2 separate regions of the Homo sapiens genome follow, and region 2 is linked to region 1. The links are chromatin loops, found by intact Hi-C in ENCODE. Cell type or tissue: heart right ventricle. All regions are shown on one strand. Each heading gives the region's core, and the rest is flanking DNA. Links, peaks and the distances in the headings are about the cores only.

The links. Peaks named below come from ENCODE experiments on the same cell type or tissue, not always from the same donor. Only the 100,000 strongest peaks of a DNase experiment are listed, where the experiment ranks them.
Region 2: it touches region 1 in a loop (2.1-fold over the local background); 38 of 110 quality-filtered maps call a loop at or near these places.

Annotation. Positions count from the first base shown.
Region 1 is chr12:122,854,984-122,865,527 of GRCh38, forward strand. HIP1R (huntingtin interacting protein 1 related) reads left to right here. Exons shown (of 32, transcript NM_003959.3): 10 at 70-145; 11 at 282-422; 12 at 568-629; 13 at 848-920; 14 at 997-1,180; 15 at 1,273-1,361; 16 at 1,449-1,565; 17 at 1,642-1,743; 18 at 2,038-2,232; 19 at 3,119-3,266; 20 at 3,366-3,452; 21 at 3,855-3,962; 22 at 4,078-4,214; 23 at 4,443-4,553; 9 more. The coding sequence ends at 6,770. VPS37B (VPS37B subunit of ESCRT-I) reads right to left here. Exons shown (of 4, transcript NM_024667.3): 4 at 10,347-10,544. LOC124903039 (a long non-coding RNA gene) reads left to right here and starts at 9,153. Exons shown (of 2, transcript XR_007063500.1): 1 at 9,153-9,599; 2 at 10,017-10,374. RefSeq lists a silencer at 5,499-5,793. In heart right ventricle, for the core only: a CTCF peak has its summit at 5,418 (motif pointing right); a DNase peak (open chromatin) is centred at 5,458; H3K27ac peaks cover 3,664 bases.
Region 2 is chr12:122,788,910-122,799,453 of GRCh38, forward strand. CCDC62 (coiled-coil domain containing 62) reads left to right here. Exons shown (of 13, transcript NM_201435.5): 5 at 1-20; 6 at 3,111-3,212; 7 at 8,398-8,486; 8 at 9,176-9,291. Among named protein-coding and RNA genes, the nearest start is that of CCDC62, 20 kb to the left of the region's middle. RefSeq lists an enhancer at 994-1,547 and a silencer at 6,839-7,039. In heart right ventricle, for the core only: a CTCF peak has its summit at 4,923 (motif pointing right); no DNase peak of the experiment used is centred there.

The sequences.
Region 1 (10,544 bases), core at 736-8,735:
GGATTGAGGCCGGTGGGGGAGAGGCTCCGTGGCCCCTTCCTGAACCCGAACTTCCCACCATCTCTGCAGCCTCAGGAACTTCTTCCGCAGAGCCTCCGACATGCTGTACTTCAAGCGGCTCATCCAGATCCCCCGGCTGCCCGAGGTACCACCCCCAAGAGGGCCCCGAGGCCCTTTGAGGACCCCAGGCACCTGGCTGGGCCCCACACAGGCTATGGAGATGGCGGAAGGAGGGCTTGCTTAGGGGACAGCTGAGCAGGTCCCACCTGCCGCCCCTGCAGGGACCCCCTAACTTCCTGCGGGCCTCAGCCCTGGCTGAGCACATCAAGCCGGTGGTGGTGATCCCCGAGGAGGCCCCGGAAGATGAGGAGCCGGAGAATCTCATTGAGATCAGCACAGGGCCCCCCGCGGGGGAGCCAGTGGTGAGCCCCCTGCCCAGCCCGTGTCCCCCAGTCCTCCAGCTGCAGCATGAGGCCAACGGGAGTGTCGGGTGGCCAGCCCTCCCTTTGCCCACTGCCCGGCCTGGAGGGCACAGGTGAGTGGGGTCACCATGCTTTGCTGTGGCAGGTGGTGGCTGACCTCTTCGATCAGACGTTTGGACCCCCCAATGGGTCTGTGAAGGACGACAGGTGAGGGCTGGAGGAGCCGACTGGGCTGGGGGTGGTTGGAAACGGGCTCAGCTGAGCTGTGCTCTGGACAGTTCTGTCTGGAAAGGCCATAGGTGGGGAACATGAACCCGTGAGGTGCCCAAATCCTGAGTGGCCACTGAGGAGGAGACAGGTTCCTGTGCTGGGTCTGTTGACTGTTCTGGTTGACTTAACTTGAACCCCAGGACCTCTGTCCCCAGGGACCTCCAGATTGAGAGCTTGAAGAGAGAGGTGGAAATGCTCCGCTCTGAACTGGAGAAGATCAAGCTGGAGGTGCGGGGTGGGGATGGGTGGGGGCCAGGGCCCCTCACGGCCCAGGCAGGGCCCCACGTCACACCTCCTCCCGCAGGCCCAGCGGTACATCGCGCAGCTGAAGAGCCAGGTGAATGCACTGGAGGGTGAGCTGGAGGAGCAGCGGAAGCAGAAGCAGAAGGCCCTGGTGGATAATGAGCAGCTCCGCCACGAGCTGGCCCAGCTGAGGGCTGCCCAGCTGGAGGGCGAGCGGAGCCAGGGCCTGCGTGAGGAGGCTGAGAGTACGTGGGGCCTTGGCCACAGGGGTCCAAGGGTGTGTCCCCAGCCCCTGCCACCCCACACGGGGCATCACTGCCCCTCCTCTCGCCCCCAGGGAAGGCCAGTGCCACGGAGGCGCGCTACAACAAGCTGAAGGAAAAGCACAGTGAGCTCGTCCATGTGCACGCGGAGCTGCTCAGAAAGGTAGGTGCAGCCCATCCTCCATCCCAGCCGGTGGCAGGGCCTCTCGGGGATGGCAGCAGAGCATGAGCCCTTCCCCTGCCCATGCAGAACGCGGACACAGCCAAGCAGCTGACGGTGACGCAGCAAAGCCAGGAGGAGGTGGCGCGGGTGAAGGAGCAGCTGGCCTTCCAGGTGGAGCAGGTGAAGCGGGAGTCGGAGTTGAAGGTATGTCCCTTGTGGCACAGGGCCCTGCCCCGGCATCCCCAGCCCACTGCCCCAGTGACACGCTGTCCTGTCCCAGCTAGAGGAGAAGAGCGACCAGCTGGAGAAGCTCAAGAGGGAGCTGGAGGCCAAGGCCGGAGAGCTGGCCCGCGCGCAGGAGGCCCTGAGCCACACAGAGCAGGTGCATCTGGCTTTGATGACTGGAGGTGGGGTTCTGGGGCCAGTCCTGGGTGGAAGTCAGGTCCTCTTTCCCGTGAACAGGCCCCACCTGGGTGCCACTCGGTGATCCTGGGATGCAGCCCTGACCCAGACCCAGGGGCTACATGGGAGACAGGACCTACCGCTGGTCCTCAGGGAGCCCTGAGTCTAATGGAAGTGATCACTAACCCCCAGGGCCCAGTTTATAAGCGTGGGGGCAGGGTGGGTGGGGCCTGGGAGCTCTGTTCACATGCCTGGTGTCCATGTCTGTCCACAGAGCAAGTCGGAGCTGAGCTCACGGCTGGACACGCTGAGTGCGGAGAAGGATGCTCTGAGTGGAGCTGTGCGGCAGCGGGAGGCAGACCTGCTGGCGGCGCAGAGCCTGGTGCGCGAGACAGAGGCGGCGCTGAGCCGGGAGCAGCAGCGCAGCTCCCAGGAGCAGGGCGAGTTGCAGGGCCGGCTGGCAGAGAGGGTATGGCCTCCCCAGATGCAGCAGCACCACTGAGTTCACTGCCGTCTGGCAACCATCGATCTGTCTCCGTGATCTGCCTGTTCTAGAGATTTCATGTAAAGGGGATCATACACGATGCATCCTTTTGTGTCCGGCTTCTTCACTCAGCATCACGTTGTCAAGGGTCACCACATCATAGCCTGTGTCATTACCTCATTCCTTTTATGGCTGAGTCGTACTCTGCCGTGTGGACAGACCACATTGTGTTTATCTGTTCATCACTTGGTGGACATTGGGTTTGTTGCAACTTTCTGGCTGTTGTAAATAGTGCTGCTGTGGGCCTTTGAGCACAAGTTTCTGTGTAAACATCTGCCATCACTTATCTTGGATAGATAGCTGATGTGTGTGGAACACAGTAGAACTGCTGGGTCTCACCTCTGTTACCCTGTTGAGAAACTACCAGACTGTTTTCCAAAGTGGCTGCACCATTTTACACTCCCACCAGCAACGCATGAATGTTCCAGTTTCTCCACATCCTTGCCAATGCTTATTATTGTCTTCTTTTTATTTTAGCCATCCTAGTGGGTGTGGAGTGGTTTCTCACGGTCTTGATTTGTGTTTCCCTGATAGCAAAGGGTGCTACATATCTTTTCATGAGCTACCTGGCCATTTGTGTATCTTTGGAGAAATGTCTTTTAGGACCTTGAGCTCACGTTTTAATTGGGTTATCTTTTTATTCTTGAGCTGTGCACTGTGTGGGAAGCCTCTTTCTAGAAATCTCCACCCCCCTGACCAGTGAGGGTCTCAGCTGGGCTCCAACTGGTGGCCCATGGGTCATTCCAGGGCTGGGGCACATCCTTGGCCTTGGGGAGGATCTCTAACCTGTCCTCTTCACCCCCATTGCCAGGAGTCTCAGGAGCAGGGGCTGCGGCAGAGGCTGCTGGACGAGCAGTTCGCAGTGTTGCGGGGCGCTGCTGCCGAGGCCGCGGGCATCCTGCAGGATGCCGTGAGCAAGCTGGACGACCCCCTGCACCTGCGCTGTACCAGCTCCCCAGGTAGACAGTGGGGCCACACTCAGCCGCTCCCCTGCCTCCTTCCCATCCCCAGCCCTGAGCAGCGGGTGGCAGGGGCCTCAGTTCTCCTCGTGCTTGCAGACTACCTGGTGAGCAGGGCCCAGGAGGCCTTGGATGCCGTGAGCACCCTGGAGGAGGGCCACGCCCAGTACCTGACCTCCTTGGCAGGTGAGTGTAGCCAGGGCAGGGCGGAGGCGGGGGCTGTGTCCCAGTTCCAGCGCCCATGGCCACCTCTTGCCTTTTGGGAGGTTTACAGACAGCAGGGACCTCTCTGGGAAGCCAAGCAGATGCCCCCTGCCTGCTCCTTCCCAGGAACCCACCCCTGCCCTGTGGACAAATAGGCTTTTGCCTCTGGGGCCTGGGCCACCATATGTCTGCAGGTGGCAGAGCACTGAAGGGCCCGGGGCCACACACACTGTGGTGTGGTTCCCACTGCCTCCTGGACGTTGTCTTGCCGAGCCCTCCTTTCCTCTTCCTCCTCCTCCTGGGATAGCTGGCCACCGACGGTGGTCCCAGTGCTAGTGTCTCAGTGTCATCCTCCCCCAACCTTGGCCCCACCCACCCGCACAGACGCCTCCGCCCTGGTGGCAGCTCTGACCCGCTTCTCCCACCTGGCTGCGGATACCATCATCAATGGCGGTGCCACCTCGCACCTGGCTCCCACCGACCCTGCCGACCGTAAGTGGGTCCTGGGATGGCAGGTTCTGTCCACCTCACTGGCTTGTCTCCCCTGGGGGTCCTTATGGAGCCTGTCGGTGGGGGGGGCTCCACTCACGGTCCTTTCTCACCCCAGGCCTCATAGACACCTGCAGGGAGTGCGGGGCCCGGGCTCTGGAGCTCATGGGGCAGCTGCAGGACCAGCAGGCTCTGCGGCACATGCAGGCCAGCCTGGTGCGGACACCCCTGCAGGGCATCCTTCAGCTGGGCCAGGTGAGGCACAGCTGAGTGTGGGTTTGGGAGGCTTGGGCCTGCCTCTGACCTCTGCACCCACCTCTGGGTTGGCTGAACAGGTGTTTGTGCGTGGAGCCTGCAGCCTCAGGACACAGGGTGGGGACCATGCACCCTCCTCGATCCCTGTGGTCCCCAACCTCTTTCCCAGGCTGCCCGTGGGACGGGGGGGGACGGAGGCTACCCCTGTCTGACTCCCATCCTCACCAGGAACTGAAACCCAAGAGCCTAGATGTGCGGCAGGAGGAGCTGGGGGCCGTGGTCGACAAGGAGATGGCGGCCACATCCGCAGCCATTGAAGATGCTGTGCGGAGGATTGAGGTGAGCACGGGATCTGGGGACTCCCCTCATTCCTGTGGAGCTTTGGGGGCCGGAGGCCCCAACTGGGCTGGGTACAGGCTGCACCCACTCCTGCTCTCAGCCTCCAGACAGAGGACAGATGGCGTTTTCCAGGGGCCTGTGAGGTCAGAGCTGAGAGGGCAGGAGGCAGCCCTGGCTTTCCCAGGACCACGGTCCCCTCCTCCCAGCCAGCTCACGGCTCTGTTCTTGGGTGCAGGACATGATGAACCAGGCACGCCACGCCAGCTCGGGGGTGAAGCTGGAGGTGAACGAGAGGTGAGCCCCCCTTCTGTCCCCCCAGGCCCAGCCGAGGTGGGCTCCCCGTGGCCCCTAAGGTTCTGCCCCCAACTGTTCTGCTCACGGGAAAGGAAGGCCTGGCTCAGAGCAGACACTCCCTCCCCACCTGCTGAGCCCTGATGTGGCCAGGCCCGCCATGGCGTCGTGTGGGCTGCTCTGCAGAGCGGCAGCTAAGTCTCTCCTTCTCTCCCCCAGGATCCTCAACTCCTGCACAGACCTGATGAAGGTGAGGGGCTGTGACCCGGGGGGGTCTGCACCTGGAGGGCCACCAGTCATTGCTGTCTTGGTCTCGGCAGGCTATCCGGCTCCTGGTGACGACATCCACTAGCCTGCAGAAGGAGATCGTGGAGAGCGGCAGGGTGAGGGGCCGGCGGCAGCAGGGCACAGTCCACAAGGAGCCTGACCCCCAGCCTAGGCCACCCTGGGCATGAGACCCTCCACCCCCTACCACAGGGAGGCCTCAGGGATGCGCCCTATGGCCAGAGTGAGGGGGAGAGGGCCCTTGAGGGCCACTTTCCACCTTTGGTGTCCTTGACTGGCATGTCCTGCCCTGTTCTCCCGTCGCCACTAGGGGGCAGCCACGCAGCAGGAATTTTACGCCAAGAACTCGCGCTGGACCGAAGGCCTCATCTCGGCCTCCAAGGCTGTGGGCTGGGGAGCCACACAGCTGGTGTAGGTTGCCCTGGGTGGGGGGGGGCAGGGGGCTGCTTCCTGCCAGTTGGAGCAGTTTGGGGTTCAACAGGGTGCAGGGAGTAGAGGGGGTGTGGAGTGGTGCCAGCCGTCCGTGGGGTCAGAGACCCTGGCCCTGACTGGCCCTTGACCCGCAGGGAGGCAGCTGACAAGGTGGTGCTTCACACGGGCAAGTATGAGGAGCTCATCGTCTGCTCCCACGAGATCGCAGCCAGCACGGCCCAGCTGGTGGCGGCCTCCAAGGTGAGCTTGCACGCCGACAGCAGCACACTGGGCTCTGGGCCCAGCTTGGCCTGGGCTGTGGCTGCCAAGCCCAGGCCTGCTGCTGCCCTGAGCTGGGAGACCTGGGCCCACCCTGACCTCTCGCCCCTCAGGTGAAGGCCAACAAGCACAGCCCCCACCTGAGCCGCCTGCAGGAATGTTCTCGCACAGTCAATGAGAGGGCTGCCAATGTGGTGGCCTCCACCAAGTCAGGCCAGGAGCAGATTGAGGACAGAGGTGAGTGCCAGATGCCAACGGGGGCTGCTGGCTCCCGAGGCTGAATGGGGGTGGGTGCCCAGATGTTCACCCCCTTGTCCTCCGGCCACAGACACCATGGATTTCTCCGGCCTGTCCCTCATCAAGCTGAAGAAGCAGGAGATGGAGACCCAGGTAGGCGCCCATGGCTGCCCCGTGACCTCTGAGCTCATCCCTCGGGCGAAGCCTGGACCCAGGAGAGAGCTCCCTGGGGAGGCTGGGCTGGGCTGAGCAGGCCGTGTGGCTACAGGTGCGTGTCCTGGAGCTGGAGAAGACGCTGGAGGCTGAACGCATGCGGCTGGGGGAGTTGCGGAAGCAACACTACGTGCTGGCTGGGGCATCAGGCAGCCCTGGAGAGGAGGTGGCCATCCGGCCCAGCACTGCCCCCCGAAGTGTAACCACCAAGAAACCACCCCTGGCCCAGAAGCCCAGCGTGGCCCCCAGACAGGACCACCAGGTGCCGTCTGCACTGGGATGGGGGAGTTCCTGGACGGGGGTGCTGTCCCCAGCCCTAGAGGGGCACATGGTGCACGTCCCTGGGGAAGTCAGGGACCACTGACAACATGCAGGGAGGAGCTTGCTCAAGGGAGAGGTGGGGCCCCAGGTGCCTGGCTGTGACCACTGACCCCCCACCTTTAACCCCTGCAGCTTGACAAAAAGGATGGCATCTACCCAGCTCAACTCGTGAACTACTAGGCCCCCCAGGGGTCCAGCAGGGTGGCTGGTGACAGGCCTGGGCCTCTGCAACTGCCCTGACAGGACCGAGAGGCCTTGCCCCTCCACCTGGTGCCCAAGCCTCCCGCCCCACCGTCTGGATCAATGTCCTCAAGGCCCCTGGCCCTTACTGAGCCTGCAGGGTCCTGGGCCATGTGGGTGGTGCTTCTGGATGTGAGTCTCTTATTTATCTGCAGAAGGAACTTTGGGGTGCAGCCAGGACCCGGTAGGCCTGAGCCTCAACTCTTCAGAAAATAGTGTTTTTAATATTCCTCTTCAGAAAATAGTGTTTTTAATATTCCGAGCTAGAGCTCTTCTTCCTACGTTTGTAGTCAGCACACTGGGAAACCGGGCCAGCGTGGGGCTCCCTGCCTTCTGGACTCCTGAAGGTCGTGGATGGATGGAAGGCACACAGCCCGTGCCGGCTGATGGGACGAGGGTCAGGCATCCTGTCTGTGGCCTTCTGGGGCACCGATTCTACCAGGCCCTCCAGCTGCGTGGTCTCCGCAGACCAGGCTCTGTGTGGGCTAGAGGAATGTCGCCCATTACTCCTCAGGCCTGGCCCTCGGGCCTCCGTGATGGGAGCCCCCCAGGAGGGGTCAGATGCTGGAAGGGGCCGCTTTCTGGGGAGTGAGGTGAGACATAGCGGCCCGGGCGCTGCCTTCACTCCTGGAGTGAGTTTCCATTTCCAGCTGGAATCTGCAGCCACCCCCATTTCCTGTTTTCCATTCCCCCGTTCTGGCCGCGCCCCACTGCCCACCTGAAGGGGTGGTTTCCAGCCCTCCGGAGAGTGGGCTTGGCCCTAGGCCCTCCAGCTCAGCCAGAAAAAGCCCAGAAACCCAGGTGCTGGACCAGGGCCCTCAGGGAGGGGACCCTGCGGCTAGAGTGGGCTAGGCCCTGGCTTTGCCCGTCAGATTTGAACGAATGTGTGTCCCTTGAGCCCAAGGAGAGCGGCAGGAGGGGTGGGACCAGGCTGGGAGGACAGAGCCAGCAGCTGCCATGCCCTCCTGCTCCCCCCACCCCAGCCCTAGCCCTTTAGCCTTTCACCCTGTGCTCTGGAAAGGCTACCAAATACTGGCCAAGGTCAGGAGGAGCAAAAATGAGCCAGCACCAGCGCCTTGGCTTTGTGTTAGCATTTCCTCCTGAAGTGTTCTGTTGGCAATAAAATGCACTTTGACTGTTTGTTGTCACTGATGCCCCAGAGGGAGGGGCTGTGCCTGGCTCTTCATTCCTCCAGGGACACGTGTTCCCTTGTCGGCCCTGGCCAGGTGCTGGGGCGGGGACCTATTCATGTCTGCATTTAATGCTAGAGTACTTGGGACTGCAGAAAAGCTCAGCAGGGCTGTCACTGGCTGTGTGTGTGTCCGCCTTCCATCTCTCTCTCGGGGGATTTATGGGCCTCAGGGCCCTCCTTTTACACAGGAGGCCAAGAGCCAGCTGCCTCCACAGAGGCCACTTGCACTCCCAGCCTCAATGCCCACAGCTTCCCTGGGGCTCCTAGCAGTTGCTGACCCCCTCAGTGTGTCTGAGACCATGCCTGACTGACAGTTGCTAAGCTAAGGTGGGGACCCTGACTCCCGGCTGGCTTGGACTTGAGCCATGGCCACACACAGCCTTTGCACTTACCGGAAACCTGGAAAGGTGTTCAGTCCCTGGGTGTGTGGCAGCCTCACAAGCACCCACTTTACCCAGGAGCACCATGCCAGAGGGAAGGCTGAGGTGGGGGAGCTCACCCTGTCCTACCCCCTGCCAAGATCACTGGCATTTATAGAGAAACAGGACAGGGTGGGTCAGGGGAGAGAAAAGGCCCCTTGGCTGGCTCCTGTATGGCCTCAGACAAGCCTTCCACCTGTGCTCACGTCTCCTGGAGGATGAAGTGGGGCCTCAGCTAAGGCTGCGTAGCCGGGGTGCTTGTGCCGGGTGGTTAGGGTGAAAGGGCCTTGCAAACTGACCACAAGGGCTAAGACAGACCCTGTGCCTGGCTCTTGTTTGTTTACAAGGCAAGATGGCTTCAGAAACACTAACGGAACTGATTCTCCACCAGATACAAATGAAAATCCACAGGCATTGACAACGCTTAACTGATCATTCTTGAGTCCTCAATGACCAAACTTTTTTTTGAGATGGAGTCTTGCTGTCACCTAGGTGGCAATACAGTGGCGTGCCTTGGCTCACTACAACCTCCTCCCGGGTTCAAGAAATTCTGCCTCAGCCTCCCGAGCAGCTGGGATTACAGGCATGCACCACCATGCCTGGCTAATTTTTGTATTTTTAGTAGAGATGGGGGCTTTGCCATGTTGGCCAGGCTGGTCTCGAACTCCTGATCTCAAGTGATCCGCCCCCCCCCCCCCCCCCCCCCCACCTCAGCCTCCCAAAGTGCTGGGATTCCAGGCCACTGTGCCTGGCCGAAACCTTTAATTGAACAGGCTGCCTCAAGTGTGGGGCTAGAAAGCAGGAGCTTGGGGTCTGGTCCTGCTCCCCCACCCTCTTGGACCTGTCACTGCCTCTCCCTGGTCCTCCTTGTGAATGGGACACACAGCAGGAGGAGAGGCTCCCACAAGGCAAGGTTCATGAGCCACAAGACTCTGTGAAGTCCAGCATCCTCACTGGAGTGGACAACAGATTTGGCTATAAGCTTCCTGGCAGCCACTGGGAAGAAAGAAACTATCACACACTTTTTCTTTAAGGCTAACTGGCTTCTCAGGAAATCCTTCCCTCTTCCTCACAGAAAAACCACAGAAATTTCTCCTGTACATTCTCATAGAACAATGATGTGCCAGGAATGGCAGCTATTACAGGAGACAGCAACAGGTGAGCTTGCTCTCATCTCAGTTCCTCAAGTCCCTTGCAGGGGCATTGTGACCCAGATACACAGCTTAGCTGGGGTGGTGAGGACGCAGGCACACGGCTCAGCCGGGGCGACGGGCATACCTAGCTGCAGGCGCACGGCTCAGCTGGGGCGGCGGACATACATAGCTGCAGGCGCACGGCTCAGCCGGGGCGGCGGGCACAGGGCAGTTCTGTAGCTCTGCAAGGAGGCAGGGTTTGCAGGGTCCCCTCCTCTCGGCCTAGAGAAGGAAACAGCACCCACTGGGCTTTGAAATGGGCAGAGGCAACTGCCTTCTTGAAACACCTGCTGGCAAGTCCCCAAAGCAAAACATCAGAGCCACTGGTTTTCCCACTAAAAACCAACACAGAAAATCCTAACAAGTACCACCATTCACACAGCACACGGCGGCAACCTCACGGACAGAGAGCAGGCACAGTCTGAGCCCTGAGGTCACCCTCAGTCCCCTACTTGGACACAGTGGCTGTGATCCTGAAGACACCCTCTTAAGACACAGAACATGCCCTGTACGTGACTGCTGTTTATGAGACTGGTGACCAAGAGGGTAAGAGGCCCCACCTGTGCCAGGGGCCCTGGACAGGCAGAGATTTTGTCTTCAGCTTCAAAAACAGACGTCCCAGCCAGCTTCCCTGCTGGAACTTTGATCACTGATGTTTCAGAACCAGACATCATGAACATCCACATCCCCAAGTAAATAAGTGACAGGCCTGTTATTAATAATTCTCTATTTATTAAAAAGGGTCCTACAGCTTTACAGCCACAGCACCGGACACGGCCCTGGACAGCGACGGCGAGCCCGGCCAGGGGCCGCTTTGCAACTTCAATGCCAAGCTCACGTCTGGCTGCGACCGTGGCAGGCTGTGGCATCCCCGACAGCGGCCGGTGGCGGAGGTATGGGGGCGGGTGGC
Region 2 (10,544 bases), core at 982-8,981, 66 kb before region 1:
TGAAGTCAACAAACTAAAAGGTAAGGAAGAGACCTACATTTAAGATACAAATGTATTATCTTGGGAATATAGTTTTTCATCTGGGTTCACTTAATCTTATGCTTGAGAGTAGATCAATTCCTGGCCTTAGACCCTAACGTGAAATATCCATTTCATTTATATAGGATTATGCTGCAATTTGTGTCTTATAAGATATATAACAGAGTTGGGGAAAACTGCAGAATGTATCATATTTTAAAGTAATCCTGCCTTAGTTGAGGTGGCTGTACCATTAGCTATCGCTAATACATGCTTTGTGGCAGACAACATCAGTATCTCAGTGGCAGACAGTCGTAGCATTTATTAAACCCACATGTCTAGAGGCAAATGGGGGAGTTGGCTGACTGTGGTTGGGCCTCACTGAGCTTCCCATCTGGGCAGTTTTGGCTCACACATTTCATCGTCTTGCTATCAGGCTAGCCTGGGCATTTCTTCCCATGGTGAGGGCAGAAACTTCTGATTCTGAAATTAGGAATTTTTATTTTTGCCGATTTATTTATTTTCGACAGAATCTCACTCTGTCACCCAGGCTGGAGTGCGGTGGTGCAATCTTGGTTCACCACTGCCTCCACCTCCTGGGTTCAAGCTATTCTCCTGTCTCAGCTTCCCGAGTAGCTGGGATTACAGGCACCTACCACCATGCCTGGCTAATTTTTGGATGTTTAGTAGAGACAGAGTTTTGCCATGTTGGCCAGACTAGTCTGGAACTCCCGACCTCAGGTGAATCCCTCTGCCTTGGCCTCCCAAAGTGCTGAGATCTACAGGCGTGAGCCAACACACCCAGCCGATCTTTGCTGATTTAACTTAAAAGATTCAGCATTCAAAAATGTTGTCCTTATGATGCCTTGACCTATGGTTAGCCATAGGTCTTATCTCCATTTGTAGCTTCAGCTAAAACCATAATCGTATTATCATCCCCTTGACAGCAGGAACAGACTCTGCTTCTCTTTTTCAGTGTACTGTTAATAGCATGGCACAAGGGCTACACTCTAGGTATTTGGTATTTATTGAATGTTTATATACACCGAGGTAAAATATTCAAGTAGAAAGAAGTCTGTTCTGTCAATATTTATATACTAAAAACATTTTATAAATTCAATATTAAAACTTTTTTTTTTTTGAGATAGTGTCTTGCTCTGCTGCCCAGGCTGGAGTGCAATGGCGTGATCTCAGCTCACTGCAACCTCCACCTCCTGGGTTCAAGCAATTCTCCTGCCTCAGCCTCCTGAGTAGCTGGGATTACAGGTGGGTGCCACCATGCCCGGCTAATTTTTGTATTTTTAGTAGAGACAGGGTTTCATCATGTTGGTCAGGCTGGTCTCAAACTCCTGAGCTTGTGATCCACCTGCCTCAGCCTCCCAAAAGTGCTGGGATTACAGGCATGAGCCACCACACCCAGCTTAAAACTTTTTTTTTAGAAAAGAAAAATAGTGGCTGGGCATGATGGCTCACATCTGTAATCCTAGCACTTTGGGAGGCCAAAGCAGGCAGATTGCTTGAGGCCAGGACTTCAAGAAGACCAGCCTGGATAACATGGCAGAACCCTGTCTCTACAAAAAATTAGCCAGGCATGGTGGTGTGATCCTGTAGTCCCAGCTACTCGAGAGGCAAAGTGAAAGGATTTCTTGATCCCAGGAGGTGGAGGTTGCAGTGAGCCAAGATTGGCCACTACACTTCAGCCTGGGCAACAGAGCAAGATCCTGCCTCAAAAAAATAAAAAAAAAGAAGAGGAATTTTTATAGAGCTCAATCTCCAGCCCTCCCTCCCCTTCCTGGAGGTCCACAAGTGGGACTGCAGGTTCCAGCCCTGTCTTCACTTGGTGTTTCTGGTGGCTGTCTGCATCCTGAGGCCACGTAGGAGCTCCACCCTGAGTCACCTCGTTAGCATGTAGTCTGGTGTAATCAACTGACTCTTCATGAATGACAAAAGATGCTTCTGTCACTTAGGAAATTCCACAAGTTTTAGGAGCTCTGTTCTCCAGGAACAGAGGACAAAAACCACATCTATTTCTTCTTATACCACAGACATACTCAAGGAACAGAAGGAAAGGAGGGAACGGCGGTGGGGAGATGGGCAGGTCAGGTCATGCTGGGCTCTGCAGTTTGTGGTAATGGATTTGGATTTCATCCTCAGTGCAGTAGCAAGGCTTCTCACTGAGAAATGACACGAGCAGATTTTTATTTTTAGTTTTATTTATTTATTTATTTTTGAGACAGAATTTCACTCTTGTCGCCCAGGCTGGAGTGCAATGGCGCGATCTCAGCTCACTGCAACCCCCGCCTGCCTCTCAAGCAATTCTCCTGCCTCAGCCTTCTGAGTAGCTGGGATTACAGTCGCCCACCACCACACCCAGCTAATTTTTGTATTTTTAGTAGAGACGGGGTTTTACCAGGTTGGCCAGGCTGGTTTCGAACTCCTGACCTCAGGTGATCCACCCGCCTCAGCCTCCCAAAGTGTTGGGATTACAGGTGTGAGCCACTGCACTTGGCCTTTATTTTTATTTTACTTTACTTTTTTTTGAGATGGAGTCTCACTCTGTTGTCCAGGTTGAGTGCAGTGGCGTGATCTCAGCTCACTGCAACCTCTGCCACCTGGATTCAAGCGATTTTCCTGCCTCAGGCTCCTGAGTAGCTGGGATTGCAGGTGTGTGCCACCACACCCAGCTAATTTTTGTATATTTAGTAGAGACGGGGTTTCACCATGTTGGCCAGGCTGGTCTCGAACTCCTGGCCTCAAGTGGTTTGTCCGCCTTGGCCTCCCAAAGTGCTGGGATTATAGGCGTGAGCCACTGCGCTGGGCAGATTTTGATTTTTAAAAGATTGCTCTGTGTACACTGGGCTGTCACAGGAGAGGCAAGGCTGGTGCAGGGAGGTCAGTCAGATGAGAGCAAGCGAAGCCTCCAACCAGGGGTCCTTGCCAGGTGTGGAGATGTTGGCTGTGAAACAGATTTTGTCTATAGATCCATCAGGACCGGAAGGAGCCGCTGAGGATGTGAGAGTTAGGCATAGTGTGTATATGAGGACTGGAACCTAGTATTTATTTGAGGACTTTCTTTTTCTTCTGTTGTGAAGAGGACCTCAATGAAAAGACGACAGAAAATAATGAGCAACGAGAAGAGATCATTCGCCTCAAGCAAGAGAAAAGTTGCCTGCACGATGAATTGCTTTTTACTGGTAAAACAGATGATCGAATGTATTTGTAACCTAGACTTGCAATGATGACAGGCTGAAGGAATTATACCTCTCCCAAAATGGTTTTTTTTTTTTTTTTTTTGAGACAGGGTCTTTTTTGAGACAGGGTCTTGCTCTGTCACCCAGGCTGGAGTGCAGTGGTGCAATCTCGTCTGACTGCAACTTCTGCCTCCCGGGCCCAAGCGATTCTCCTGCCTCAGCCTCCTTAGTAGCTGGGGTTACTGGTATGAGCCACCACGCCCGGCTAAATTTTGTATATTTAGTAGAGACGGGGTTTCACCACATTGGTCAGGCTGGTCTTCTTGAACTCCTAACCTCAAGTGATCTACGGGCCTTGGCCTTCCAAAGTGCTGAGATTGCAGGCGTGAGCCCGGCTTTTTTATTTTTATTTTTTTCTGAGACAGAGTCTCACTCTGTCGCCCAGGCTGGAATGCAGTGGCATGATCTCGGCTCACTGCAACCTCTGCCTCCCAGGTTCAAGCAGTTCTCCTGCCTCAGCCTCCCAAGTAGCTGGGATTACAGGCGCATGCTACCATGCCCGGCTAATTTTTATATTTTTAGTAGAGACGGGGTTTCACCATGTTGGCCAGGCTGATCTCGAACTCTGGCCTCAGATAATCCGCCCGCCTCAGCCTCGCAAAGTGCTGGGATTACAGGCATGAGCCATCACGCCAGGCCTTTTTGTTTGTTTTTAACACCCTTTGTGGGACCGATGGTGGACCAAGCAGCGAGTGTTAATGCTGCCATCCCGTTCCCAGTCACTATTTCCTCTTCTGTAAAATGAGCTATTCTCCCTTCCAGCTTAAGCGTGTGACTCTGCTTCTTACTAAAAACATAACATAGATGCTCCTTGACTTACAGGGTTACATTCTGATAAACCCCTCGCAAGTCAAAAATGCATTTAATGAAGCCAACCCAGCCACCAGCATAGCTCAGCCTAGCCTGCCTTAAACATGCACAGAACACTCGCATTAGCCTGCATTTGGACGAAATCATCTCACACAAAGGCTGTTTTATAATAAATTGTTGAATATATCATGTAATTTACTGAAAGCGAAAAACAGAATGGTTGTATGGGTGCTCAGAGTAGGGGTTTTTTAATGAATGTGTACCCCTAGTAAAAGGGGGACTGAGGGTAGGTATCAGTAGACCAAAAAGTGTTCATATGATTTTCTCTTCGGAACTTTACCTCTAAATCAATGACTTTCCTAACACAAACCACTGAAAAGAAAGCCCAGTAGAATCATCTTGGCTGGCAGGGATGTCAACAAGCTCTCTATGTCAGTCATTCTCAGTTGGGAGTGGAGAAGTAGGCCTTCACCAGTGGAAACTCTGAGATACTGGGGGTAGGTAAGGAATATGGCAGGGAATGGAATGCAGTTTGTCTGTAAATTAATGGGAAAAAATTGAGGCTCATCACAGCCTCAAACTCCTGGACTCAAGGAATCCTCCCGCCTTGGCCTTCCTAGTAGCCTGGCTAAATTTTTAATTTTTTTGCAGAGAAGGGGTCTCACTATGTTGCCCAGGCTGGTCTCTAGCTCCTGGGATCAAGCGATCCCCTTGCCTCGGCCTCTCAAAATGCTGGGATTACAGGTGCGAGCCACCATGCCCGACCTAAGAAGTTTTAAGTGAAATGGAATTCTTAATTTTAATCTCTTGTGATTAAAGATCGGGGTGAAAGTGTGGTATTCTGCCACTAGAGGTCACTATTTTCACCATTTCTAGGATTGCTGCATCTGCAAGTAGTGATAACCCGTTAACGCTGCTAAAGATATCACATATTTGTAGCTTTACAGTTGCATTCAAACAGTCCTTGGACCAGCATTTGTACGCCAGGTGCCCTGCGATATGCTCAGAAGCTCACAGGCCCACAGAATTCACTACTATACAAATGCTATGCATAAAATGCTATGGGAGGTCAAAGGAAAGAACAAAGCTTAAAGGATACGTTAGTCTCTTTTCTTTTTGATTAATCACTTTTTACCCATGCACTCTACTATGTATTACTAAGTAAAATACATGGAATTTGTTAGCTAATATTATAATAAATCGATTTTGTGAAATATTTTTATCATATACTAAGCAGATTTCTTTACCCAGGCTGGAGTGCAGTGGTACAATCGCAGCTCACTGCAGCCTCAAACTCTGAGGCTCAAGTGATCCTCCCACCTCAGCCTCCCAGGTAGGTGGGACCACAGGCACATGCCATCACACATGCCTAATTTTTAAATTTTTTGTATGGATGAGGTTCCACTATGTTGCCCAGTCTGGTCTGGAACTGCTGGGCTCAAGAGATCCTCCTACCTCTGCCTCCCAAAGCCCCAAAGCGTTGGGATTACAGGCATGAGCCACCATGCCTGTCATCCTAAATTGATTCCTTAAACATCTTCTTAACTAAAGACAATCTCACACCATTGTCTGAAAACAATTTTTGTATGTTTTATTCTTCTTTTTCAAAATATAGACAATTGATAGATTTGCATGTTTCAATTATAAAAGTGAACAAAGCCTACAAAAGAATTTATTTATTTAGTAGAGACAGGGTCTTGCTCTGTTGCCCAGCCTGGAGTGCAGTGGTGCAATCATAGCTCACTGCAGCCTCGACTGTCTGGGTTCAAGTGATCCTGCCACCTCAGCCTCCTGAGTTGCTGGGACTACAGGCATGTGTCATCACACCTAGCTAATTTTATTTTATTTTATTTATTTTTAGTAGAGGCAGGGTCTCGCTATGTGGCCCAGGCTGCTGGTCTTGAACTCCTAGCCTCAGATAATCCTCCTGCCTTGGCCTCCCAAAGTACTAAGATTATAGGCATGAGCCATCGTGCTTGGCTTAAGCCCAAAAAAGAATTTTTAAAGGGCATAACATGATAATATGCCGTCAAGTGCTATGGCTAAATGTCACGATTTTTTTTGTTTTTGTTTTTTTTCGGAGATGGAGTCTTGGTCTGTCGCCTAGGCTGGAGTGTAGTGGTGCGATCTTGTCTCACTTCAACTTCCGCCTCCTGGGTTCAAGCAATTCTCATGCCTCAGCCTCCGGAGTAGCTGGGACTGCAGGCACACGTCACGACACCTGGCTAATTTTTTGTACTTTAGTAGAGACGTGGTTTCATTGTGTTGCCCAGGCTGGTCTCGAACTCTTGAGCTCAGACAATCCACCCGCCTCGGCCTCCCAAAGTGTTAGGATTACAGGTGTGAGCCACCGCACCCAGTCAGATGTTACCATGTTTTATTTGAAGTTGGAAGATGTCTTAAAGTTTTACTTTTAAGTTTAAAACTTGTAGAAAATGCAGTTCTTTTTTTTTTTGAGACGGAGTCTCGCTGTCGCCCAGGCTGGAGTGCAGTGGTGTGTTCGCGGCTCACTGCAAGCTCAGCCTCCTGGGTTCATGCCATTCTCCTGCCTCAGCCTCCCGAGTAGCTGGGACTACAGGCGCCCGCCACCATGCCCAGCTAATTTTTTGTATTTTTTAGTAGAGATGGGGTTTCACCGTGTTAGCCAGGATGGTCTTGATTTCCTGACCTCATGATCTGCCCACCTTGGCCTCCCAAAGTGCTGGGATTACAGGCGTGTTCTTTTACATAGGCTGAGGGACATGTTTTGCTTGTACATAACTAGGAGTAAGGAGTTTGCAAAGAGAACAATGATACTAGTTTACATTTCTGTGGGTCCTGACAGTCCTGTAGGTGAGCTCTTATAGACTGAGTGTCTGCCTCAGGTCTCCCAGGCGGTAAAAGGCAGAGTCTTGATCAGAATTCAGCAGGTTCCAGGCGTCTAAGTCCCTTCCCATTGTTTTAGCTTAGGCTGCTTGTTCAGGCAGATAGCAGCAGAGAGTTCCTTACCTCTGTTTTCTGTGGCCAACTTGTGAAAATAGTCAGACCCAATCCACTTTGATCTCTCAGCTAAACCCAGCCATGGAGAAAACTATCTGGACTAGGGAAACATTTATATTTACATTGGCATTGCCTCTTATGCAAAAGTAGATTATTCTGAAATCAGAGATTAAGGCAACATTCAAATATACATATATTTTTTTTTTCTTTGACCACCTGCCCTCCCCCACCGCCCCCCGACAACCCCACTGGCCAACATTCAGATATATTTAAAATTACTCTGAGGGCCAGGTAAAGTAGTTGGCTTTTGTTTAGGGACCATGCTGTATCCAAAACAAGTATTTATTTATTTTTTTTAAGAGACAGTGTCTTGCTGTGTTGACTCAGGCTGGTCTCAAACTCCTGGGCTCAAGCAATCTTCCCACCTCAGCCTCCAAAGTAGCTGGAAATATAACAAAACAGGTTTATTTAAACATTAGGAAATATAACAAAACAGGTTTATTTAAACCCTGCTTGGATGCTGTTAACATGAAAGGCATGTAGAATTGAGACCCACGGAGTCAGATGCACTACGGATATCACTTCCACTGTTAAAATGTCTCAGTTTTGGCCGGGCATGGTGGCTCATGCCTGTAATCCCAGCATTTTGGGAGGCTGAGGCGGGTAGATCACATGAGGCCAGGAGTTCGAGACCAACCTGGCTAACATGGTGAAACACAGGAGTTCAAGACCAGCTTGGGCAACATAGTGAGACCCCCATCTCTATTTTTAAAAATATTTTATCTTTTAAAATTTTTAAATAAATAATTGAAGTAATATGTATTAAGTATAGAGATTTGGAAATCATCCTTATTCTATCTCCCCACAAAAGGAAAGACAAATAATCCCTGAATCTACAAATCACTTCTTCTTTTTTTTTTTTTTTTTTTAAGACAAAGTCCTCACTTTGTCATCCAGGCTGGAGTGCAGTGGCGCAATCTCTGCTCACTGCAACTTCCACCTCCCAGGTTCAAATGATTTTCCTGCCTCAGCCTCCCAAGTAGCTGGACCACAGGCAGGCACCACCACACCCGGCTAAATTTGTATTTTTAGTAGAAATGGGGTTTCACCATGTTGGCCAGGCCAGTCTCGAACTCTTGACCTCAAGTGGTCTACCCACCTCAGCCTCCCAAAGTGCTGCAATTACAGGTGTGAGCCACTTCGTTCAGCCCATTCTGCTATTTTTAAGTACAGGAACAACAACAACAAAAATGTTAGCTGAGCATTAAATTGTTGGAAATGGAGAGGTTTGTGTGGCTATAGCTGATGAAAAATGTTAATAATACTTGTTCTTAAATAGTAGAGAGAGAAAAGAGGAAAGATGAATTGCTTAATATTGCGAAGTCAAAGCAAGAACGCACAAATTCAGAACTGCACAATCTGAGACAGGTATGTCCCCAATCATCCTTCTCTGTCACATAAGAAATGTTTGTAAACAAATAGCAAATTAGGAAAAATGTATGCCCGTCGATTTTGTTTAATTGGTGATTTGGAATCCTAACTACATTAGTTGTATATCATGTTTATTTATTTTTATTATTATTATTTTTTTGAGACGGAGTCTCGCACTGTCAACCGGGCTGGGGTGCAATGGCCTGATCTCGGCTCACTGCAACCTCCACCTCCTAGTTACAAGCGATCCTCCTGCCTCAGCCTCCCAAGTAGCTGGGATTACATGTGCCCACCACCACGCCCAGCCAATTTTTTGTATTTTTAGTAGAGACAGGGTTTTACTGTGTTGGCCAGGCTGGTCTCGAACTCCTGACCTCATGACCCGCCCACCTCAGCCTCCCAAAGTGCTGGGATTACAGGCGTGAACCAGCGCACCCAGCCTGTATATCATGTTTAGTATAGCAAATAGGTCTTGCTTGTGGTGATCAAAGGCTGGGAGCCCAGCTATCCTAGCAAATCTTAGTGCTAACAAAGGAAAATTAAAAGCAGACATATTTAGCATATTTCTCTAGTAACTATCTGACCTGTTTTAGGATTTGTGAACTGTTTCAGGGAAAGTGCCAAATTGTTGGTTCAGTTTAGTTTTGTTATTACATTTCATGTTGATTTGTCAATATCTATGACAGATTTATGTAAAACAACAGAGTGATCTGCAGTTTCTTAATTTCAATGTGGAAAATTCTCAGGAATTAATACAGATGTATGACTCAAAGATGGAGGAATCAAAGGCTCTGGACTCCAGGTAATCTTAGCAAGATGCAATTAATATGATCTTGTATTATATTCCATCAGCCAGTATTTACTGCGCACTTACTGTTGGCCAGTACTGACTACTATTCCCCATATGGTAGGAAATAAATGTGGCCGGGCACGGTGCCTCACACCTGTAATCCCAGCACTTTGGGAGGCCAAGGCAGGTGGGTCACCTGAGGTCAGGAGTTCGAGACCAGCCTGGCCAACATGGTGAAACCCCATCTCTACTAAAAATACAAACATTAGCCAGGCATAGTGGCTCATGCCTGTAGTCCCAGCTACTTGCAAGGCTGAGGCACGAGAATCGCTTGAACCTGGGAGGTGGAGGTTGCAGTGAGCCGAGATCACGCCACTGCACTCCAGCCTGGTAACAGAGCAAGATTCTGTTTCAAAATAAATAAATAAATAAAAATATAAAAATTAGCTGGGCGTGTTCGCGGGTATATGTAATCCCAGCTACTTGGGAGGCTGAGGCAGGAGAATCACTTGAACCCCGGAGGTGGAGGTTGCAGTGAGCCGAGATCGCGCCATTGCACTCCAGCCTGCGTGACAAGAGCCAAACTCCGTCTCAAAAAATAAATAAATAGGCCTGGCGCGGTGGCTCATGCCTGTAATCCCAGCACTTTGGGAGGCCGAGGCAGGTGGATCACGAGGTCAGGAGATCGAGACCATCCTGGCTAACACGGTGAAGCCCCATCTGTACTAAAAATACAAAAAAATTAGCCAGGCATGGTGGCAGGCGCCTGTAGTCCCAGCTATTCGGCAGGCTGAGGCAGGAGGATTGCTGGAACCCGGGAGGCAGAGGTTGCAGTGAGCTGAGATTGCGCCACTGCACTTCAGCCTGGGTGACAGAGTGAGACTCCGTATGAAAAATAAATAAATAAATAATAAATAAATACAATAAATGTGTGTGAGCTAATAATGATTGTCATAATCCTCAGTCGCAGGAAGACCCAATCTAAGAATTTTAGTCATGATCCTGATTTAGCCACTGGATAGAAGTAAATTTATTTAACCTGATTTTCCCTTCTGTTGTGTAGAAGGCTTTGAGCTAGAATAGACACTACAGAGATGAATCATTCATTCATCCATCCATCCATCCATCCGTCCATCCATCCATCCAGCATTCAGTGTTTGGACACTAGGCTAGGACTTGGGCACATGTAGGTATATAGGGCATGGCACTCGCCCAAAAGAAGTAATGCCAAGGAATGCATTGATTACTGAGTAGGAGCCCCACTC